Linked DNA regions of Homo sapiens: region 2 is linked to region 1. Evidence: chromatin contacts called from ENCODE Hi-C or POLR2A ChIA-PET data. All regions are on one chromosome and are shown on one strand. Each heading gives the region's core, a stretch centred on a gene start or an enhancer-like site at or near the end of the contact. The rest is flanking DNA. Distances are from core to core; before and after follow the strand shown. Region 1 holds the start of PIK3R6 (phosphoinositide-3-kinase regulatory subunit 6). Region 2 has its middle 20 kb from the start of PIK3R5-DT.

What was found. Hi-C counts contacts between places; a loop is a spot of excess contacts on that map. ChIA-PET counts read pairs that join two places held with the same protein, here RNA polymerase II (POLR2A). Pooled maps may share reads with other maps.
Region 2: a loop to region 1 is called in a pooled map, with 1.8 times the contacts of the local background. The contact joins the enhancer-like site here to the promoter of PIK3R6 in region 1. A Hi-C loop is called at or near these places in 1 of 168 maps with a recorded cell type or tissue (B cell), 24 of 37 single-sample maps with no recorded cell type and 11 of 50 pooled maps. POLR2A ChIA-PET finds 5 or more read pairs at or near these places in 4 of 52 experiments (CD8-positive, alpha-beta T cell, GM12878, activated B cell and 1 more).

Annotation. Positions count from the first base shown.
Region 1 is chr17:8,865,480-8,869,824 of GRCh38, forward strand. PIK3R6 (phosphoinositide-3-kinase regulatory subunit 6) reads right to left here and starts at 2,195. Exons shown (of 20, transcript NM_001010855.4): 1 at 2,050-2,195. LOC107985071 (a long non-coding RNA gene) reads left to right here and starts at 2,295. Exons shown (of 2, transcript XR_001752787.2): 1 at 2,295-2,526; 2 at 3,053-3,554. RefSeq lists enhancers at 1-140, 1,964-2,143, 2,174-2,323.
Region 2 is chr17:8,983,699-8,988,043 of GRCh38, forward strand. No RefSeq gene overlaps it. Among named protein-coding and RNA genes, the nearest start is that of PIK3R5-DT, 20 kb to the left of the region's middle. Within about 2 kb of position 1,758, at least 5 of the 41 ENCODE cell types and tissues checked have a DNase peak (open chromatin) inside an H3K27ac peak, as active enhancers do; they include B cell, CD8-positive, alpha-beta T cell and GM12878, where a contact is called at or near this core.

The DNA.
Region 1 (4,345 bases), core at 945-3,444:
GCACAGAGAGAGGGGACCTGCAGAGCCTGGGTCACCTGCCTCTGTTGCCTCCCCTCTTCTCCCACCAGAGCTGCCTCGTGCCCTCAGGGTTTCAGGGGCAGCTCAGGCTTGCCAGACGTCATAGCTGTGTTTTTTTTTTTTTTGGATCGGAGCGTGTGGTGAGTGAGCTGGCAGTGAGGGACTAAGGGAGTGAGAGGACAGAGCTCTGGGTCCTGAGGGGGCCCCCTCAACCTTTAGCCCTTGCCCCCATGAGGTCTACTTCTCAGATTCCCAAGGAGCCGGGAGGTGAGGGTCCTGCTGCCCTGGCTGGCCCCCGTGGACAAGGACAGGCCTGTTTCCTCAGCTGTGTCTGCTTCTGGCTGGAAGGAAACACCTGGATATGAAAGAGCCAGTGGGGTGGGGGTGGGGGAGCATTGTTCCCAGGGGCAGGGAAGCTTGGTGGGATCTGAATTCAGGTGGGGCCTGAATGCAGCAGGGACCAGATGGCGATGACTGCAGCTTGGCATCTGCAGCCACCGTGTCAGCCGAGGCGCTTTCGTGGAGACAGTGTAGGGCCTGCAGCAGGTTCTAGTGTGAGGCAGCGGGGCATGGTGGCCAGGCAGGTGGCATTCCAATCCTGTTAATAGGGCAACTTGGGCTGCTTGCTTAAAACCTCCGTGCCTCAGTTTCCCTATCTTAAAGGGGACCTGACAACAACACCTACCTCATAGGCTTGTCATGAGACTAAATGAGATGATATTTGAAAACCACATAGAGCTAAATAAATAAATGGACCGGGCCAGGCGCTGTGGCTCATGCCTGTAATCCCAGCACTATGGGAGGCCGAGGTGGGTGGATCACGAGGTCAGGAGATCAAGACCATCCTGGCTAACACGGTGAAAACACAAAAAATTACTACTAAAAATACAAAAAATTAGCCAGGCGTGGTGGTGTGTGCCTGTAGTCCCAGCTACTTGGGAGGCTGAGGCAGGAGAATCGCTTGAACCCAGGAGACGGAGGTTGCAGTGAGCCGAGATCGCACCACTACACTCCAGCCTGCGCAAAAGCGTGAGACTGTCTCAACAACAACAAAAAAGGACCGGCCTGCGAGTGCTCCACACACCCCCTCTAGCTGTGCTCCCCCCAACACCTGACTTTCCCACTTGCTTTCCTGCCTCTGGGGGTTTGCACACTTTGCTCCCCATTGCTGAGGTGCCTCTTGCCTCCTCTTTGCACACCAGGTCCTCCCTTGAGCCTCAGCCAGGCACCACCTTCCACGGGACCCTCCCTGAGCCCGCACCCTGCAGTCTCTTTCATCCTGCACACACCACACACCTCCTGGCTCGCTGAGGACCCTGAAGGTTCTGAGTTGGTCACTCGCAGCTGTGTTCAGACCCTCTTTGCAAGCAGTCAGCCCTTCAAGGACAGAGACCAGGCCTCGGTCAGACTCTGGCACACATAGAAGATACTGGATTTGTGTATAGGAAGAGAATCAGCCAGACCAGCATGACTTTCACCAAATTCCCCAGGAAAGTGATGGGCAGATGATGTCCCAGAAAGGGCACAGACTGGGACCCAGATGTTTCACACTGAGTCCTGCTCCTTGCTAACCCACTCTGCAATCTTTGGCAAGTTGCTTCATCTCCCTAAGCCTCAGTCTTCTGTTCTATAAAATGGCACTAAAACACTTATCCAGTCAACCTCTAAATGCTGGTGAGAATCAAATGGGAAAATGGGTGTACTCTGCAGCACCGGGCATCAATCATTAGTCCTATTATTAACAGCATGTACAGGATTCCAGAAGAAAGGAGAGTCCTTCTCACAGGGTCCCGTGTCTTTTCATCTTGTGAAAATGGGCTGAAACAATCTTAACTTGGCAGAATTACCCTGCAGTGTCTGAGGTCACCCTTCTCAGAAAGACGGCCCTGGCAGCCCTGAGCCTGGATAAATAAGAGCCAGGGGTGTTTCAGCCCCCCCAGGGGCTCCCCTTCCAGGTCCCTCCGTTCCACCCCTCTATCTGTTCTGCTCAGATCTGCCTGCCTGGCGATCTCCATCCAAGCCAGCACTTACCTTGGTTCGGTGGCAGCTTCTGGGCTCCCCAAGTCCTTCAGCCAACTCCCCACGGTCCTGAGCGAGGTCCCCAGTCCCAGAGAAGCAGATGTCTTGGGGGAGCCTCCACGGGTGTCTGTGGTCTTGACTGTGCTCTTCAGATCTGCAAAGAAAAGCTCGATGTCTCACAGCTCTGTCCCCTCCTCTTCCTTCCCCTTCCTTGTGGCCCTCGAAGCTCCTCCCAGAATGCATTTTGCTGTGAGGATCCTTTCTAAAGAAGCATGACCCACGGTCACTGGAGGTCCTTTATTCTGATCGAATGTGACCAATTTTATGGGGCAGGAGGGGGACACCTCCCAAGAGACTCCCTCTGGTGTTGACGGGGGAGGGACTGATGCAGGGAGCCCTGACCTCTCTCTCAAGCTCCAGACTCACCAACCATCCCCCACCCCTGGACATGGCCAGCCAGATGTCCCTCAAGCACCTCCATCTCAACAGGTACAAACCGAGCTCATCATTTCTCCCTCTAAGCCCACTTCTCTGTTTCCTGCCTCAGAATCAGCAACCTCGGTATCATCCTAACGCCTCCCTCTTCCTCGCCTGTTACATCTAAACTGCACCAAGCCCTGTCAATAGGTCATGGATCCTCCACTTTCTTCCATCCCTATGGCTGTCACTGTTTCACCTGACTACCATGGTCTTTCTCCTGAAACACTACAATAGCCTGAGGTCCTTCACCCCACAGCCAAAGGTCTCTTTCTAAGAGTGAAACACAAATCTATTCATGTTACACTCCTGCTACAACCTTCAATGGCTCCTTATTACTTTAAAGAGAATGGCCAAACTCCTCAGTGTGACTTGCCAGACCCTTCTTGATCTGGTCCCTCCCTAAACTCCAACCTCATGCTTTATCCCCTCACTCCAGCCCCTCCCAGAAGTACTGCAGTCTCTTAACTATCCAGGCTGTGGGAATCACTTCCCAACCCTTCTCCTGGCTCATCCCTTGTCATTCATTATTTATCAGAGAAGAACAAAAAAACAAGCCTAAGAGGCAGGAGGAAAGTGGAGTGCCAGGGATGCTGGCAGAAGACAGAATGCCAAGGAGGAGACAATGGTCAACGACGCCAATGATTGTGGAGAGGACACAGGTGAAGAGAATGAAGAAGCATCTGCTGTCCTTGGCAATTAGGAGAGAGCAGTGCTGGGCAGGAACAGTAGACCTGCTGGGGGAAGTTGATCAACCGCATGGTGACACATTTGCTACTTTGTCATTTTCTTTTTTTCACATTTTGAAGTCAAACACTATTTGGGAGAGTCTCTGACACATTTCTAGAGCTTTGAAAAACTCACAGATTCTATGCTGTCATCCCGTTGGGCCTAATGGGTAAATGGCTCTAGAGAGTGACAGATTGCTGACAGCAGGGTTTGAGTGCTGGATCCAGCTATGCCTGAAATTCTGGGGCTGAATCTACTCTTGGACTGTTCATTGTACATGATCCAATAAATTCCATTCTTTTTTGGATTAAGCCTGTTGGAGTTTGTCACTTGGCTCAACTCAGAGAGCTTTGGGGCTGTGAAGTCACTGATCCTTTCCCGTAGGGGCTTGACTAGGTTCTATGCTGACCTTTCATTTTGCAGAGGAAGCTATTTGGAAAAAAAGTCCAGAAATGTAAATCATTTACTCTATTGCTGTGCCTTCCTCCCATAACTGCTTCTTTTCTGTCCCCTTCATGTGACTGAAGTCACATTCTATCTTGCATCTTTGTATTAGCGTTCTCAGCTCACATGTCTGCCTTGTTCCTCCCTCAATGAGTCCTGAAAGAGCAGGGGCTAGAGTGTTGTTCATTATTCCGTCCATCACAGGGTGAAAGAGTGTTAAGAGAATGCTTGGCTTATTTATGAAGCAAATGGGTGACTGAACGAAGGAAACGAATACGCCCAGGACAGAATAAAGGACCAAGAACTCAGCCCCTGCAGGTTCCAGACTCAGCAGCAGCTGGGCAGTGTGGCCACCCTGGGCAGCGCCTCTCCTTATCAGCCTTGGCTTAACTGAATCGGAAATCACAAGCCGAGGTCACTTCTTGTGGGTGCACTGCTCTCTTTATCATCAGCTGCCATTTCTGCAACTGCATTTGCTGTGGTACCCATAGAGGGGGCAGCTTGGTGACCATAGAGAGCCCCAGAGCTGTCCCTTGCAAAGAGGAGCTAGGGTGCTTTCATTTTTGAGTGCACACGGCTGACCGCCAGCCAGGAACAAAGGACAGTGGGAGGAGGAGGTGACAATAGGAAGGACCAAGTTCCCCCACGGACCCCAGTG
Region 2 (4,345 bases), core at 508-3,007, 120 kb after region 1:
TAATGGGCATGGGGTTTGTTTTTGGGGTGATGAAAATGCTGATTGGGGTGATGGTTGCACAACTCTGAATATCCTAAAAACCACTTTAAATGAGTGATTTGTTTGGGATGTAACTTTTTTCTCAACAAAGGTATTTTTGAAAAAGCATGTGAAGAGCAGGGTGTTTCCAAGAGCAGTTAATTTTAAATAAACACATATGGATTCAAAAAAAAAAAGATCAGGCACAAGACAAGGATGTGCCTTGTTACCACTTCTATTCACCATTATATCAGATACCCCAGCCAGAATATTAAGATAACAACACAATTTAAAAACATTGTAAAGGAAGAAGAAAAGGCCATTATTCAAAGAGTATATGCTTGTCTATACAGAAAACTGAAAAGAAGACACAAAGAAATTATTAAAAATAGGCCAAGCACGATGGCTCATGCCTGAAATCCTAGCACCTTGGGAGGCTGAGGCAGGTGGATTGTCTGAGGTCAGGAGTTTGAGACCAGCCTGGCCAACATGGTGAAACCCCGTCTCTACTAAAAATACAAAAATTAGCTAGGTGTGGTGGCTGATGCCTGTAATCCCAGCTACTACGAAGGCTTAGGCAGGAGAATCGCTTGAACCTGGGAGGTGGAGATTGCAGTGAGCTGAGACTGCGCCATTGAACTCCAGCCTGGGCAACAAGAGCAAAACTCCATCTAGAAGGAAAGGAAAGGAAAGGAAAGGAAAAAGGAAAGGAAAGGAAAGGAAAGGAAAGGAAAGGAAAGGAAAGGAAAGGAAAGGAAAGGAAAGGGGGAGGGAGAGAGACAGAGAGAGAAAGAAAGAAAGAAGAAAGAAGAGTGAGCGAGCAAAAGAAAGAAAGAAATTATTAGAAATAAGATTGGCAGTTAAGATAACTGGCTCTAGAATCACTGTACAAAAAAATGGATTCCGTTGCTGTACACCAGCAACTAACAAAATACATATTTTTTTAAATTACAAGATAATTGTTGCAACATAAGCTAGGACAGTAAACATAAAACATTTACAAGACAATATACAGAATACTGTAAAACTTCACTGAAAAACATAGAAATAATTGGCAAGTTATCCCATTTTATGGACAAAATGTATTATAAAAATATCAACTCTCTTCAAACTGACCTATAAGATTCAATGCAATCCTGGAGAAGCACTTCCAAAACGGCAGAGTGGAGACCCCCCAAAATTCATTCCTCCATAAAAGCAGTGAGAACACTGGCAAAAAAAATAAAAAATAAATAAAATAAAAACCTTTTTAGAACTCTGTAAATTAACCAAAAACTTGCAACAATCTCAGGAGCATTTATTCAAGAAAAAATGCTGACTCTCAGTAAGAACAGTGAGTTCTGCAGCATTTTTAACTTCCCCTGTTCTCATCTCCCTCTCCCCAGCTCTGAGGTAGACTTGAAAATCTTACAACCATGGTAGCTGTGCAAAGCAGCAATGTTGCAGCCACTGGAGGAGGCAGGTGGTTTTGGGGCACCCCCAAAGGTCCCATCCCAGAGAACTGTCACTATTTGACTGCGCTGGCAATTCCCTGGAAAAGCCCCATTCACAGATGTTTTTATTTGACCTGACTCAGAGCTTGCCCTACTACTGGAGTATTTGTTGAAAGCAATCAACAGCAATTGTTTAACAGTGCAGCTGCCTCTGGCAAAATCTGGGAAATGAGCTAGGGGGCTTTGGAAAGCTCTGACATAGTCCTGGAGATCTAGAAGAGTAGGCACATGTTCATGCCCGTGAAAGACCTGACAAGGCCCCAGTCTCTCACCTCAAGCTGACCTTCGGCATGTGCTCAAGCAGGAAGTGAAAGTTAAGGCAGAGATGTAAACTAACTAGGGCAATCAGAGTGTTTGTCAACACACACGCACAGTTCCCTGGCAAAGTGCAGGGAGATCAATTGGTTTGGGCATTTAAAGAACCTCTATTTAAACATTAGCTGACCACTAAGCTAAAGGAGCACAGACTTCCTTGGCCACACAAAACAAATAATACAGACTTCATAGAATTAGTACAGGAAAGCCACTAAACAAACTAAACAGTAGCAGCAACAACAATATCAACAAACAGCAGCAACAACAAACGCTGGGAAGGGGGTGTGAATCTGATTTCCAAATGTAAAATGTCCTGTTTTCAACTACAAATTATGAGGCACTCAAAGAAACAGTATATCCCACACACAGGAAATAAAAGTCAATAGAAATTGTCTCAGAGGAAGCCAGATGTTGGACATACTAAATAAAGACTAAATCAGTCTTTATAAACACGTTAAAAGAAAAACATGTCTCATAGCAAAGTATAAGAATGAAGTCTCACCAAATCTGATGCGACCAACCCCAAGAAAAAATCCCAACAAAGTTGTAAGTGGAATTTGCTCAGGTGTTTCAGTACTGTATATGGAAGAGCAAGGGACTGAGAATATACAAGATACTCCTAGGAAGAAGTGTGGCCAGGCACAGTGGCTCACGCCTGTAGTCCCAGCTACTCGGAAGGCTGAGGTAGGAGGTTGAGGCTGCAGTGAGCCAAGATTGCACCACTGAACTCCAGCCTGGGCAACAGAGTGAGACCCTGTCTCAAAAAAAAGGAAGTGGGTGGGCAGAGGTGGTGGTGTGGTTTTTCCTTATGAAGGATCAAAATGCGTCCTAAAGCTATGACTGGGTGGTACTGGTGCAGGTATAGGCAGGTCAGTGGAAATAGATCTGCACATATGTGGAAGTATGATTTAAGACCTAGATGGCATTACAGGTCAGAGGAGAAAGGGGGAGCCCTTTCAATACATGTTGCTGGCATAGTTGATAATTCATATACAAAAATAAAATAGAATCCTTTCTATCTTGTACATAACACAAAATTAGTTCCATATGAATTACACTTTATCAGCTAACGGAAATTTTCTAGTTTGATGAATTTTTATTCTGAACAAGTGTTGAATTTTATCCAGTGCTTTTTCTGCATCTATTGAGATGATCATATGTCTTTTTATCCTTTGTATTGTTTCATGGTGAATTTCATTGGTTGATCTTTTAATATTAAACCAATTTTCCAATCCTAGAAAATACTCCACTTTGTCATATGCATTATCTTACTTGTACACTGTGGGTTGAATTTGTTAACATTTTGTTTAGAACTTTGCATCTATATTCATGACAGAATTTGTCCTGTTATTCTCTCTTTCTGTAACGTCTTTGTCAGGTTCTAGTATCCAGTTATACTAGCCTCACAAAAAGACTTAGAATGTGTTTCCAGCTGGGCATAGTGGCTCACACCTGTAATCCCAGCACTTTGGGAGGCCAAGGTGGGAGTATGGTTTGAGCCCAGGAGTTCAAGACCAGCCTGGCCAACATAGCAAGAGCCTATCTCCATTATTATTATTATTTTTTAAAGTGTTTCCTCTTCCTCTATGCTATTAAAGAGTTTATGTAATATTAGTACTGTTTCTTCCTTAGATGTTTGAAATAATTTATCTGTAACATCATCTGGGCCTAGAGTTTTCTTTGTAGGATTAAAAATTTTTTTACAGCTTTATCGAGATATAATTGATATACAATAAAGTGCACATATGTAAACAGTGCAATTTGAGAACTTTGGCCATACATATAGACCCATGAAAATACATCTCCACAATCAAGATAATGAACGTCCTTTACTCCCAGAAGGTTTCTTGTGGCCCTTTCTAGTCCCTTCCTCCCATCCATCCACTGCCTCTAGGCAACCACTGACCTGCTTTCTGTTACTATAGATTAGTTTTCATTTTCTAGAATTTTAGAATTTTAAATAAATGGAATCATATAGTATGTACTCTTCTTTGTCTAGATGCCTTCATTCATCTTAATTGTTTTGAGATTCACCATGCTGTTGAATGTGTCAAAAGTCCATCCTGGCTGGGTGTGGCGGACCAAGCCTGTAATCCCAACAGTTTGGGAGTCTGAGGCAGGAGGATGGCTTTAGCCCAGGAGTTCAAGACCAACCTAGGCAACATAGTAAGACCTTGCCTCTACAAAAAAAAATTAAAAATTAGCTGGGTGTGGTGGTGTGCACCTATAGTCCCAGCTACTCAGGAGGCTGAGGCAGGAGGATCACTTGAGCCAGCTGAGGAGGTGGAGGCTGCAGTGAGCCATGATCACCCCACTGCACTCCAGCCTAGGCAACAGGGCGAGACCCTCTCCAAAATAAAATAAAATAACTCCATCCTTTTTATTGCTAAATAATATTTTGTTGTATAGATTTACCCTAATTTATCTATTTACCTTTGATGGACATTTAGTTGTTTTTTTTTTCAGTTTTTGTCTATTACAAATAAATCTGCTATGAATATTCATATATAAGTCTTGGC